2 separate regions of the Mus musculus genome follow, and region 1 is linked to region 2. A link is a contact called in ENCODE Hi-C or POLR2A ChIA-PET data. All regions are on one chromosome and are shown on one strand. Each heading gives the region's core, a stretch centred on a gene start or an enhancer-like site at or near the end of the contact. The rest is flanking DNA. Distances are from core to core; before and after follow the strand shown.

Evidence for each region. A loop is a pair of places that touch in the nucleus more often than their neighbours do. ChIA-PET counts read pairs that join two places held with the same protein, here RNA polymerase II (POLR2A).
Region 1: a map of gastrocnemius shows a loop between it and region 2 (6-fold over the local background). The contact joins the promoter of Stard7 here to the promoter of Snrnp200 in region 2. A Hi-C loop is called at or near these places in 1 of 37 maps with a recorded cell type or tissue (gastrocnemius). POLR2A ChIA-PET finds 5 or more read pairs at or near these places in 3 of 5 experiments (Patski and embryonic stem cell).

Annotation. Positions count from the first base shown.
Region 1 is chr2:127,264,850-127,272,396 of GRCm38, forward strand. Stard7 (START domain containing 7) reads left to right here and starts at 5,380. Exons shown (of 8, transcript NM_139308.2): 1 at 5,380-6,031. The coding sequence starts at 5,733.
Region 2 is chr2:127,206,286-127,213,118 of GRCm38, forward strand. It overlaps Snrnp200 (small nuclear ribonucleoprotein 200 (U5)), which reads left to right and starts at 2,101. Exons shown (of 45, transcript NM_177214.5): 1 at 2,101-2,253; 2 at 2,689-2,852; 3 at 4,409-4,580; 4 at 5,315-5,507; 5 at 6,064-6,119. The coding sequence starts at 2,209. 1810024B03Rik (RIKEN cDNA 1810024B03 gene) reads right to left here and starts at 1,995. Exons shown (of 2, transcript NM_198630.2): 1 at 1,890-1,995.

The sequences.
Region 1 (7,547 bases), core at 4,130-6,629, 62 kb after region 2:
TGCCCTCGATGTACGTTAGTTTCCATAATCTCATTTGAGCCTCACAACCCACGAACACAAGTAGGGCTGCATCACTAGCTGTGTTTACACCTTAATTGCAGTGCTTTAGAGAAGGGATATAAAATAAAGGGTGGAAGAAGATCCTCCACAGAACCACTGTCCATTCACCATGCAGACAGTAAACCAACATGGACACTGCCATACCTGGCAAGCACTATGTTTAAGGTAGGAGCTTATGGCTCCTTCCATGTGCCCCTTTGCTCCTGCTAGCTGGCCCAGATCTCAGAAATGGAGTGGATTATCAGTTACTTAGGTCATAATCTAATTGCAGCAATGGTTCCAAATGTGGTTTGGTTGTTGGAGCAAGTCAGTGCATCCCCTAATCAATGTGTGGTTAGCGATATGATTTGCCCTCCACAGCTTCTAGTCAAGACCATCAAGAACTGTTTATTCATGATCCTCCTGCCTCTACCTCCTGGTTCAGAGGTTAAGAGCACTGACTGCTGTCCCAAGGGACGTGGGTTCAATTCCCAGTACCCACGTGGCAGCTCATAACTGTCTGTAGGACATTCTAGGGGATTATACTCCCACACAGAAATAATGTAGGCAAAACACACAAAAATGAAAAAAAAAAAGGGGGGGGGGCTGGTGAGATGGCTCAGCAGGTAAGAGCATTGACTGCTCTTCCAGAGGTCCTGAGTTCAAATCCCAGAAACCACATGGTGGCTCACAACTACCTATAACGAGATCTGACACCCTCTTCTGGTGTGTCTGAAGACAGCTATAGTGTACTTAGGTATAATAATAAATATTTTTTTAAAAAAAGAACAGTTTGCTCCTTGCAACTGTCAGAACTGAAAGGTTCATTCTCAACTCTTTTCAACCCCTGTACCTGTCACAGCCTTATCTCCAAGATACCTTGTTCTTTTCTGTCCCACACTGGTCTATCACACTGGTAACAGGCTGATTGGAATTAGCAACCATTCCAGCTACCTTGATGAGAAACATGTGCTGAAAGGGGAACTTCCTCCACAAGACTTCTAGGGTCCTACTGGTCCAGGGCAGTGGCTCTCAACCTTCCGAGTGCTGTGACCCTTTTAATGCAGTTCCTCAGGCTGTGGTGATCCCCAACCATAAAATTACTTTTGTTGCTACTTCATAACTGTAACTTTGCTACTGTTGTGAATTGTAATGTAAGTCTCTGTGTTTTCCTATGGTCTTAGTGAGCTCTGTGAAAGGGCCATTTGACACACAGGTTGAGAACCACTGGTCGTAGAGTGTAGCAAGCTATCCCTTTCTTTCACATTTTTATTATTTTTGTGTGAGGGTGGTACACGCACCATATGAAGTTAGAGGATAACTTTCAGGAGTCAGTTTTCTCCTTTCACCTTTTGGGTCCTGGGCATTGAATTCATGTCACTGGGCTTGGTAGGAGGTGTCCATAGCCAACAAGCCATCTGTTTTGTTTTGTTTGTTTTGTTTTTCAAGGGTTTCTGTGTAACCCTGGCTGTCCTGGAACTTGCTTTGTCGACCAGGCTGGCCTCAAACTTACATAGATTCACCTGCCTCTGCCTTCCAGGTTTTGGGACTAAAGTGCACTTTTGGACAACATCTGGCCTCTCCAAGTCATCCTGATGGCCTAATCTACCCCTTTCAAGGTGAAGGACAGGTTACTGTGGTCCACTCCTACCACTAAAAAAGAGGCACACTGCCTAGTAAGTTTGGATTTGGAGATAGCATACACTTCATTGGATTCTTTGATTCATTTTCTTTTTTTTTTTTTTTTTTTTTTTTTTTTAAAGATTTATTTATTTATTATATGTAAGTACACTGTAGCTGTCTTTAGACACTCCAGAAGAGGGCATCAGATCTTGTTACAGATGGTTGTGAGCCACCATGTGGTTGCTGGGATTTGAACTCCAGACCTTCAGAAGAGCAGTCGGGTGCTCTTACCCACTGAGCCATCTCACCAGCCCCTGATTCATTTTCTGAACACTCAACAAGTTATGGTTCTGAGTAGGTCCCCAAACAGAAGGTGGCATTCTCAAAAGTCTGCCTGCCCAGCAAGCCACCTGGTCACTACTATTTCATATGCATGTGTGTTTTACCTGCAGGTATGTATGTGTACCGTGTGCATGCCTGCTCCCCAAGGAAGCCAGAGGAGGGTGTCAGATCCCCTGGATAGGGGTGACAGGTGTGAGCTACCATGTGGGTGCTGGGAACTGAACCTGGAAGAGCAGCCTGTGCTTTTATTTGCTGAGCCCCTCTCCAGCCTCTCACTTTGTGACTGTTTAATTTTGTGTGTCTGTATGAGAATATGCCACATGTATACGAGTGCCCCAGAAACCATCAGATGGCATTAGATCTCCTGGAGCTGGAGTTACAGGTTGTAAGCCGCCTAATATGGTGAAAATGAACTCTGGAAGACCAGCAAGCATTCTTTTTTTTTGGGAGGGGGGAGTGTTTGTTTCTGTTTTTTGGTTTTTTCAAGACAGGGTTTCTCTGTATAGTCCTGGCTGTCCTGGAACTCACGCTGTAGACCAGGCTGGCCTTGAACTCAGAAATCCGCCTGCCTCTGCCTCCCACGTGCTGGGATTAAAGGTGTGCGCCACCATCACCTGGCAAATTATCCAGTCTTAATGAAGCCCTCGATGCTATGTTCTAGAGGTAAATACACTCATGATTTGCTAGTTGCAGTTTCTGTGTTCTGACCTCAACTGTAAAAATCTTGACTCCTCATAACACTCTATTTTCCTAGAAAACATCAAAGCTGATGATGTGGGAGGTTTTCAGAGAAGACAACTATGTCCTTCCAGAAGACAATTCCTACATCCTGCTTTATAAGGCAGATAGCATCCCCAAACCATTCACAGGTTTGGGGTTGGCACAGACCTCACTGGCTCGGGAAGCAGTTAGCAGTGAAGTACAACCCTCTCATTGCTCAAGAGGCCGGTACTATTTCCTATTGCTTACACATTTCTCTCAAGAAGAAATAAACACATTATCAATCTCTACTCTAAATTCTGCCTGGATGGAGCAGGAGAAGCCTAAATTTCAGTCACCAGAAATTATCCTTCCCTTTGAACCTTTGGAGAAAAATTTGTTTTAGTACAAATATCTAAGATGGCACACAATAGTGAGGGTATCCGTAAAATTCTAAATCCTCTGTAAGGAAGTTTCTTGCTGACAGGCAGGGAGAGACTGCTGCCTCCCACTGGCAGCAGAGTAGACTAGAAAGGTCCTTCTAGGCAGCTTAGAGAGTAGACTTTGTTCACTGTCCCATTCAATTCTCAGCTTCTAGGCGGTGCTCTCCAAACGCTTTGCTTTGCATCTTTTGCAGCAGGGTCTCCCTGTATCCCAGAATGGCCGAGGACAGGAAGCAGTCCTCCTGAGTGCTGGGGTTGGTTACAGGCAGGAGCCACCACACCAGACCTCTCTGATATTTTAAAGCTCGTTCTGTGTGAAAAGGCATGAGTGGGCACTGCAGGAATGTGCCCAGCTCCAGATGGAATGGCAAGTCTCTCCAGTATAATTATGCACAAGTCCCCCTCCCCAGCCCCAGTTTCCTTGTTTGAAGAAACTGCTTTGGGAGCTGTCTGCAGGTTCTCCTTGTTAGAAACGCTTAGGGTCAAAAAGAAAAAGACTGCCACTCCAATTGAAGTGTCTAGACAAGGCAACCTAGGAAGTGCACTTGGTTTTTCTTCTAACTCAGATGGTAGCTGTGTCTTTTCCCATCGGCTGAGGGCCAAGCTCACGATCTTGCTTTGTACACCAGACTGTCCTCATACTCACAGAGAGCCAATCTGCCTTTGCCTCTGGAGTGCTGGTTAGGTTTGTGCCACCATGCCCTGCTAAGATTCTTAAGTTAAAAAAAAAAAAAAGAAAGAAAGAATTTACTGTAAAGCTTCTTGTGTTAATAGCAAACATGGGAAGAGTAAGACCACTGACCCAAATCAGCATGGTTAAATTAATTCATGTATGAGGGCTGCCTCCCTCTAAGGTGGGGTTCCAGAGATCAGCCTTGGATGTGAGGAAGACAAGGCTTTTATAGGTCAGTGGTAGGGAGTTTCCAAACGGGGGATTTGGTGGGTAAAATGGGCCGGGTCACAGAGGCACACTGTAAGCATAACAAGTTAGTTTTACAAGGGTCCCTAAAACAAAGGCACGGTTGCAAGGTAGGCCTAACAAGGTAGTCATAGGTGGTTGTATAGCCTTTTGAAATAGAGGTAGGGTTGCAAGATGGTTATACACAACTTTTAAAAAACAAAGAAATGACTACGATTCTAGGAAGAGACAGTACAGAACTATTTGTGGTTAAGGTTATAGGTGGGGCATAGCTCAATCCTTGAGAAACAGGTTTAATCATAAAAAGGAGTGAACTGGCTTGTCTTTACTATCTGTAAGATGACTTTTAAGACTAAAATGGAGGCAGACTGATTCTTCACTTAAGGGGCAGCTATTATTTCCATCTTATAACTGGACAGAGAATTTTTATTTATTTATTTATTTATTTATTTGAGACACACTGTTGCTCAGGCTGGCAATTTTATTTATTTATTTATTTATTTATTTATTTATTTATTTGAGACACACTGTTGCTCAGGCTGGCAATTTTATTTATTTATTTATTTATTTATTTATTTGAGACACACTGTTGCTCAGGCTGGCAATGCTCCTGCCTCAGCCTCTGGAGTGCTGGGATTACAGACATGAGCCACCAGGCCCTGGCTTAGAATACTGATGTATCCTGAGACTCCATGTAGTAACCATTAGGTTACATACACGTGGCCAGACAGGTTTTGGGAAACCTGGTTACTCTCCTACCTTGTTGCCTCCTCCGAGTCAGAGACTGCTCAGGCCTAACGCATTTTCAGAGAGCAACGGGTCACCCGCCCTCGAGTTCTCTGCAAGGTGTTCTTCGGCCCTAAGGATGGACCACCCGTACTCTCTCGGAGCCGGAACCCAGAACCGCGTCCCTGCCGCAGATACTTAGGAGGGCTCGGGGAATCAGGGCAAGGGGGACCAAGGAAGCTGCCCCTGGGCTGTGATAGGTGCGGGGTCACGTAGGGCGTGCACCGCCCCTCCCGGGACTGTAGAGAACAGGGAAACAGGCCGGGCCTCTCAGGACAACGGAACGCCACCGCACCTGACCGTGCCTCTCCTCCGGACCGGGTGAGACGTCCCTAAATGGCTGCACCGCCGGGTCCGAGGGTCACTCTCCAGGCGCCCTTGACAGGCCCTCCCGCCACGCCACCTAGCTTGCTACCAGGCAGCCCGGAGCAAGGGCGGAGGAGCACTTTGGCTTAGCCAATGAGCGCCCAGGGTTCTGAGATGCGCCCAATCAGAGTGCGGGCAGGACAAACAGGTTAGGTTGCGCGCACTCGGCGCGAGAGGCGGACACAGGCGCACGGGACCGCTTCTGCTGTGGCCTGGGACGGCCACCGCTTTGCTTCCCGCGCCCTGGCCGCGGGGGCCCCGCGAGTTCCCGCCGTACACACAGACGGGCGGGCTGTCGGGACCGAGAGGGCCTCGTGCAACGGCGCTCTCCTCGGAAGCCACGCTACCTCAGCCGCTTCTGCAAAAAGGCATGAGGGACGGCTCCTGGCTTCTGGAGCGTGAGGTGGCCTCGGGGTCAACCCGTTAAGGGGACTGCGCGGACGGCCCGGCCTGCCTTCCCCCAGCCCTTCCTCTCCGGGGCCCCGCGGCAGGCGCGGGAATCCACAGAGGCCGACATGTTCCCGAGGAGGCCACCGGCCACCCTGGCCGCCTGGCTGGCGGGCGCGCGGGGCGGGGGCCTGCTGTCCGCGCTGGCCAATCAGTGCCGCTTCGTGACGGGCCTGCGCGTGCGGCGAGCGCAGCAGATCGCGCAGCTCTACGGCCGCCTGTATTCCGAGAGCTCGCGCTGCGCCCTGCTCGGACGCTTCTGGCGCCGGCTGCGAGGCCGCCCCGGCCATGCCTCTGTTTTGATGGCGGCGCTCTCCGGTGTTTTCGTATGGGACGAGGAGAGAATCCAGGAGGAGGAGTTGCAGAGGTGAGCCTCTTGGCTGCAGTTGGCGTCCCTGTTCCGTAGAGAAGGGTGGGCCTGGGCGGGAGGTTGGTGGGCACCTTGGGGCTTGAGCTGTTGACAGTGCCCAGTTTGCCCAGTGGTCTTTTGAGTACGATGCAATAGATTGAACCCATTTTAGCACCCCGTGTTACTGCCCCCATGCCTGTTAAATCCACTTGTCAGGTTAAAAATAACCACAAGAGAGACGACTTCGAATGGGTAGTATGACACTAAAGAAAATACTCCAAAACCAAATTAGATATCTGAGGTATACAGGTGATTTTTCGGGTAATCAGTGTACCCAGAAAAGTGCAAATTCAAAATAGGGCTTAAAATAAGCCCAAGGGTGTGTGTGTGTGTGTGTGTGTGTGTGTGTGTGTGTGTGTGTGATGTAGCATGCCATTTATAAAATGACTGCGATCCAGATGGAACTCGGGCTTTGCGCGGACAGCCCACTGTCATTGTGACTTGTGTCTTGGCACATTCAAGAAGCTGGGAGGGATTTTGTCTGTTTGCACAAAGCAATGGCCTGGATATTCTAACCAGTAAGAGTTAGGTTAGGTTTTTTTTGTTTGTTTGTTTTGTTTTTACTGTTTTAGAACTCTTCGAATACTGTACCATTATGTTTTGTCTGTGGAAAAGCCCATTGGCATTGATTTATTTTTGTTAACCTGTAGTTCTGAGACTTTATAACTTTTAGATAGATAATCTTTAAAGGAAAGTGCTTTTACATTACATTTCTATATTCCTTTTAAACAGTCTCAAATTGTGCTCCTTACCCCTCCACCTAACACCCTCCATTCTAAACCGTAGTTTCAGTAACCAACACCAGCTTCTTCTAGATATTTCTTAAGGAGAGAACCTGTTTTACTTTTTTTTGTTTTTGATCTTAACGTTACAAATGAGAGCAGAGCTGAGCATGGTGGCTCATACCTTAAACCTACCTACCTCATACCTTTGGGAAGTAGAAGGAGGCAGAGTTCAAGGCCAGCCCGGTCTACAAAGAGAGTTTCAGGACTACACAGAGAAATCCTGTATTGAAAAACAAACAACGCCTGGCAGTGGTACCAAAAACAAACAAACAAACAAACAAACAAAAAACAACAAAAAAAGTCTTCTTTTTTTTCTGCGGCCATACTACCCTCAACACCCTCGACCTTGTTAAAAGCCATTTTTCTTTCTTTTTTTTTTTTTAAAGTTTTATTTATTATTATATGTAAGTACACTGTAGCTGTCTTCAGACACACCAGAAGAGGGAGTCAGATCTTGTTAGGGATGGTTGTGAGCCACCATGTGTTGCTGGGATTTGAACTCTGGACCTTCAGAAGAGCAGTCGGGTGCTCTTACCCACTGAGCCATCTCACCAGCCCCGCCATTTTTCTTACTAGGAAGATAGTCCCAATTATTTTTTCTAGCATGAGACTAGTTTTCAAATCAGTATTGCACAATTTGAAACTTACCATATGGATATTAATAGCAAATAGGTCACAATATAAACATT
Region 2 (6,833 bases), core at 851-3,350:
CTCACAACCATCTGTAATGAGATCTGACGCCCTCTTCTGGAGTGTCTGAAGACAGCTACAGTGTATTTACATATAATAAATAAATAAATAAATATTTTAAAAAATATATTTTAAAAATATTATCCAAAGGGGATAAAGAGGTGGCTCAATGGTTAAGATCACTGACTGCTCTTCCAGAGGTCCTGAGTTCAATTCCCAGCAACCACATAGTAGCTCACAACCATCTGTAATAGGATCTGGTGCCCCCTTCTGGTGTGTCTGAAGAGAGCGATGTTTGCAGTTACGTAGAATAAATAAATAAATAGAAAAAAATTATAATTTTTAAAGTTATTCAAGACTGTCAACACTTTCATAAAATAATTCTCTTATTTTCAGTATAACATTCAGTTTTTAAATTGACAAGGGCACTGGGCGTGGTGGCGCACACCTTTAATCCCAGCACTTGGGAGGCAGAGGCAGGCAGATTTCTGAGTTCGAGGCCAGCCTGGTCTACAAAGTGAGTTCCAGGACAGCCAAGGCTACACAGAGAAACCCTGTCTCGAAAAACCAAAAAAAAAAAAAAAAAAATTGACAAGGGCTTATTTTATATCTTCCAAGTGGAACTCCATTTGGGAAGGTAACTATATTTGAAATGCAAATTCTTAGACCCCCTAAACGATAAAACTTCTTCCTACTAATAAAGAAGAAAAAAAGTAAATGAGTCCAACCTAGGGTTACTATGCTGCTCTTACTGTTAAATATGATAAGGTACAGCTTGTCACAACCATCCATAGCTGCAGCCACGGTGTTTATGAGTTGGAGGCAGGGGGATCAAGAGTGCAAGAGAAGTCTCTGGATAGCAAGTTTGAAGCCTGCCTGGACTCCAGGAGATCTTTTCTCAAAAACCAGATAAGGGCTAGAGAGATGGCTTAATGGTTATGAACACTGGCTGCTCTTTGAGAAGACCTGGGTTCCAACCCCTCCACACACATGGCAACTCACAACCTATCTGCAGCTCCAGTCTCAGGGGATCTGACACCCTCTTTTGGACTTCGTGGAAGTCTGCATGTAATGATACACAAACATACATGTAGCCCAAACACCTATCTACATAGAATAAAATGTAAATGATAAACCAAACAATAAAAAAAAATTGCCAGCAAAATGGCTGGGTGGATTAGGACACAGACTTAAGGTTCACTCGTGCTTATTAAATATCAAGGGAAAGCAGAACTCACTGTTTTGCTTTCAGTGTTGTGTAGAGAATTATGAAAAGACTAAATACCACCTTTACATAAAAGGTACCACTACTGCTGAATAAAACTGAATAGTAATTCCATACATATTATTTATTTTTCATATATTTCTTTAGTAAAACATTCGTGTCACATTGAGGAGGACAAAGTTATACATATGCTGTAATCCGCACACCTAAAGTCCTGACAGGCTGTGACAAAAGATTGGGCACAAATAGTTCTTCCTCTACCGTCAGTCAGCTGACACAGGGGAGAGTCTTGCGGAAAGGGGTTTGGGGTAGAAATCCAGTCGGTTACTAGAACTAGGTACATGCTAACTTGCTTTTTTTTTTTTTTTTTTTTTTTTTGTCTTTTTGTTGTTGTTTTGGTTTTTTGTTTGTTTTGTTTTGTTTTTCGAGACAAGGTTTCTCTGTGTAGCTCTGGCTGTCCTGGAACTCACTTTGTAGACCAGGCTGGCCTCGAACTCAGAAATCCACTACCTCTGCCTCCCGAGTGCTGGGATTAAAGGAATGCGCCACCATGCCTGTCTTGCTAACTTGCTTGAACCTTCAGCTTCCTTATCCCTTAGTTTCCGTTTGCCTGCATGTCTGCCTGCCTCACAGGATGGCTGGTATGAGAAACCAAAAGAATTACAGAAAGGGACTTTCAACATACGCTTAGGGGTTGGGCCTTGGCTCTGTCGCAGGTAGAGATGCCTGGAACCACAATTTGCACGCGCGTGTGTCTCGTCGGTCAATGGAATCCTTGACCCGGATGTACTACTGTACATCTCCGCAAACCCCGCCCAGAAGCAGTGGTTAGTAACCGGAAAGTCTCACGTTTAGCGGGCGTCCCGGAAGCGGAAGCAAGTCCGTTTCTTTTCTCCGTCCCTTACGTTCGTCCTGCGTTGTACCTGTTGTGCCAGGGCGGTTCGCTGAAGCGGTTCGGAGCGTGAAGAAGAGTGGAACCCTGAGTTCCCGGAGCATCAGCAGCCATGGCGGATGTGACTGCCCGCAGTTTGCAGTACGAGTACAAGGCGGTGCGTGTGGTCTCGAAGGACCGGTGCAGACAGGGGAGGTCGTGGACAGCCACGGACACTTGAGCGGGAGATCAGAGCTGGGTGAAGGATGGATTAAAACACGAAGGAAAAACCCCGTGGAATTTGGGGCGCTTGAGAATTTAGGAGTTGGGTTTTCCCCAGCCCCCTCAGCGCTAAACTCGCACCTTCTTCTCTTTACCCGCAATGTGCCCAACATTTTACCCAAATGTGGGCTGTTGTGGATGCTCTTAGGAGCGCTGGTCGTTCACCTTCTCAGACAGCAATAGTGCTCGCGCATCGTGTAATGCTATGTTATTTCTTCTTAAGAGCATGATTTTTTTTTTATTCCACTGTTTTCCCATCATCTGCTGTCACTGTAATAACAGGATTCAAAACTATACATATCAAAGTTTTGATAAAGTATGATCTTTTCAGAACTCAAATCTTGTGCTCCAAGCTGACCGCTCTCTCATTGACCGGACCCGCCGGGATGAACCGACGGGAGAGGTTCTGTCCCTGGTTGGGAAGTTGGAGGGAACCCGAATGGGAGATAAGGCTCAACGGACCAAACCACAGATGCAGGAAGAAAGACGGGCCAAGTAAGTACTAAGGGGATGCTGGATGCTATTTTTCCATCTAATGTAAAGCCCATCTTTAGCATTAGAGCAGTAGTTTTACTCAAGTTTATATGGAAGATGAGTGGTGTGTGCACAACAACCAAGGTTTAGAGCTTCTTTGGATTTAGGTGTAATGAAGTGGAACAAAATCTATTGATACCTTTTACTGACTCGTTTCTGATTCATAGATGTTAATTTTCTTCCGGTTATCTTTTTAAAAGATCTGTTTTATTTTTAATTACGTGCATGTGTATGTTCGTGTGGGTTTGTGCACACGTATGCAGATGCCTGTGTGGAGGCCAGAGAGGGTTTGAGAGTCCCTGGAGCTAGAGTTACAGGAGGTTTTGAGTTACCCAGTGTGGGGCTAAGAACTGAACTTGGGTCCTCTTGGAAAGCAGTACTGGGGTGAACAACTCGACTCTTCTCTCCAGCCCCATCCCCGACTGTTTTCAGGACTTGAGTTAATCTCCTCTCTGTAATTCACCTCCACCATGTTGTTACAAGCTTCTCTCCCCAACCCTTCTCTCCTTTTGTTGCCCAGCACTTCCTGATGATTTCTGTTGTCTTTTCATGTTGGTGGGTTCATTTCAAAAGTTAAATACTACTTACTTTATTTTGCCTGCCTTGCTTTTCTTTTCTCTTCTTCTCTTTTCTTTTCTCTTCTTTTCTTTCTTCAGAACAGAGTATCTTGCTCTGTAGACCAGGCTGGCCTTAAACTCAGAGATCCACCAGCCTCTGTTTCCTGAGCACTGGGATTGGAATTAAAAGTCCTGTGCCACCACCTCCCGGAAAATTGTGTTTTCTTTCCCCTCCGTCCCTCTCTCTCTCCCCTTTTAAAAAATATTTATTTTATGTATATGAGTACACTATAGCTCATCTTCAGACTGTAGCTGCCTTCAGACATGAAGAAGGCACCTCAGAAGAGGTCATCGAATCCCATTACAGATGGTTGTGAGCTACCACGTGTTTGCTAAGAGTTGAGCTCAGGACCTCTGGAAGAACAGTTAGTGCTCTTAACCGCTGGGCCATCTCTCCAGCCCTCTCCTCTCTCTTACTATGGAGTCTTAACAATCCCCAGGCCCTGTTTGATTTGAGTGCTTATGTTTTAGAAGAGCTTAATTATTGTTCCTTGGTCCTTCAGTTTTCAGAGTCTGACGTCTTTTCTAGTTGTTTATTGGGAGTCATTAAGAGTAAATTCCACTGGAGCCTAGTTTCTCTCACTCCTAAAAAGTGATGGATGCATCTAAGGTTAAAAAAAAAGTCTAAATCATATTATAAAATCTCATATGGATATAAAAAGATGTACATTTTAAGATAATGGAGACTGTATCTCATTGTAACAGCATATCAGAAGATGGCACATTTTCTTTCTATAAATCTGTCCCATAAAGAAGTGCTTCTTCAAATCACTAAGGTCTGGTAGGAGTTAATCATTTTGATTCATGTTCCTGCCTTCACATATTAGACGTATAGAAAGGGTAAGCTTGGCTTAGGAATGGCCAGTTCTTCCATTCAGCATCATGTTGTATGTCCTTTAGGAGGAGAAAACGTGATGAGGACCGGCATGACATGAACAAGATGAAAGGCTACACGCTGCTGTCTGAGGGCATTGATGAGATGGTGGGCATCATCTACAAGCCTAAGACGAAGGAGACCCGAGAGACCTACGAGGTGCTGCTCAGCTTCATCCAGGCTGCGCTGGGAGATCAGGTGAGCCAGTCTTACCTCTGGATTTTCCCAGTAGGATGGGGAGGGCAGTACCATTCGAGCAGAGAAGTAGTGAACATGTTCCAGGTCAGAGGCAGGCTGCTGAGTGCCTCTTTCACCTAGAGACATGTGGCAAGCTGTTGTGCAAGTTGTCTTCTGCTTCTGAAGACCACCTATGCCCCCACGCCCAAGCGCTCGGGCTGTCTCCAGGAGCTCACTAGTTTTAAGCACATGAGGCAACACTGTGTTAAGTCCTCAACAGCTCCCTCTAGGCTTGAAGGTTGCTTTTGTTTGTTGGTGTGAGATGAGGTCTCCTGCAGCTCAAGCTGACATCATACTCACTATGTATTTAAGCATGACCTTGAACTTTGGTTTTGTTGCTGCTTCCCATGTGCTAGGATTGCAGACTTGTGCCACTGTGTCCTGTTAACGAGTGTTCAAAGCCCAGGATGCTGCATATTTTCTTGTTTGCTTTGTATGTATATACACCATATAGCCCCAGTACCCTTAGCAAAAGAGGTTTCAGATCTCCTGGAATTTGAGTTGTGATTTTTCTTTTGAGCCATCATGTGGGTGCTGTGAATTGAACCCAAGAGCAAAAGCAACGCAGTCCTAACTTGTGAGCCACATCTCCAGCTTGTGTAGTTTTGAAGATGCATGCTTCTTTACTTTATATTGTCACAAAGCTGGTCAGTGCCCTTCTACATATTATTGTTGTACGTTGTTTGTATTCTCAGCCTCGAGATATTCTTTGTGGAGCAGCTGATGAAGTCCTGGCTGTGCTGAAGAATGAAAAGCTTCGAGACAAGGAGAGAAGACGGGAGATTGACCTGCTGCTGGGTCAGACAGATGATACCAGATACCATGTGCTGGTAAACCTGGGCAAGAAGATCACAGACTACGGTGGCGACAAGGAGATACAGAATATGGGTACCTGAGCTCTTTGTGTCCAGACCATGTTTTGTGGTTGTTGGCCTTTCTGTTGAATACTCAGCATCTTTGTTAAAATTTTAGAATAGCATTGTTTCCATAGCTTATGTTGTGTTGCTTAAAGAGAATGGTGATCTGCAGGCCTTTTGGCACAGGCTTATCCCAACAAGTCAGCCTGGTTTGCATAGCAAGTTCCAGCTGCAGGGTTCCTAAGCAAAACCCACCTAAGAAGAATAAAGTGGAGAGTTATCTCTTGATGTTTGGTTGTGAGCCTTATCCTTTAGTAGCTGAACTATCTCTGCCACCCTGGCAGCCATTTTTAAATTGAGACCTATTGTGTAGACAGTGAGAGAGAGCAGGGAGGGCTTAGGAGCTGAAGAAGCAGAGCAGGGTAGAATCCAGGTTGGCAGGCTTGAGAGGCCTTGGTGCTTGTTTTCGTGTTGGTTAAGTCTGTGTGTTCTGGCCTGAGAGTAAGCAAGCCAGGCAGCTGAGGAAATGGGCTTGAGTGTCTCCACACTAACCACTGCCCTCTCTTTGTAATCCCACATCTCCTCAGATGACAACATTGATGAGACTTATGGTGTGAACGTGCAGTTTGAGTCTGATGAGGAGGTGAGTGGCTTTAAATGGATCCCTTCTGTTGTGTGATGTTACCAAGGTAGTGGGAGCTCTTCTCATAAACTGAAATTCCTAGCTAAATGCGTTTTACAGTGTTTTGTGGTATACTTACAAATTTTGTGTCATTCTGCTTAAGAAGTTATTGTGGTTCACGTTAGGTTCTTTTAGAAGCTAATCTAAACTAGTAGGTGTACACTGACAGTTTATAATAAACCAGATAGACCAATGAAAGTAGGAAGGAGGACTGAGAAATGCCATCCTGTGGGCACAGTGCAGTTATTGCAATCATGAACTCAAGCAGCTGCACTTACTTACTGTGGGCCTGTCCAAGACTGGCCCTGTCAACACCCAGTCAGAGATTGGGGAGGAGTCTTCTCCCTGCTACCTAACTATTGGTTATTGATAGATTATGGAAAGGGGGTCATTATCTTCAGTCCTGTAACCACTTCTAAGCCTTCTGGTCTCTGATGGTTAAATTCAGTGGGTCACAAATAACACAAGGAGGCATGAGTGTGAGAAACAGATGTGTAGGGAAGAGGAGGCTCCGTGAGGTGTGGGGAGCTGCAGTAAGAGAGCTTGGTATGGGGGCTGGCGAGATGGCTCTGTGGTTAAGAGCGCCGACTGCTCTTCCGAAGGTCCAGAGTTCAAATCCCAGCAACCACATGGTGGCTCACAACCATCTGTAACTAAATGTGATGCCCTCTTCTG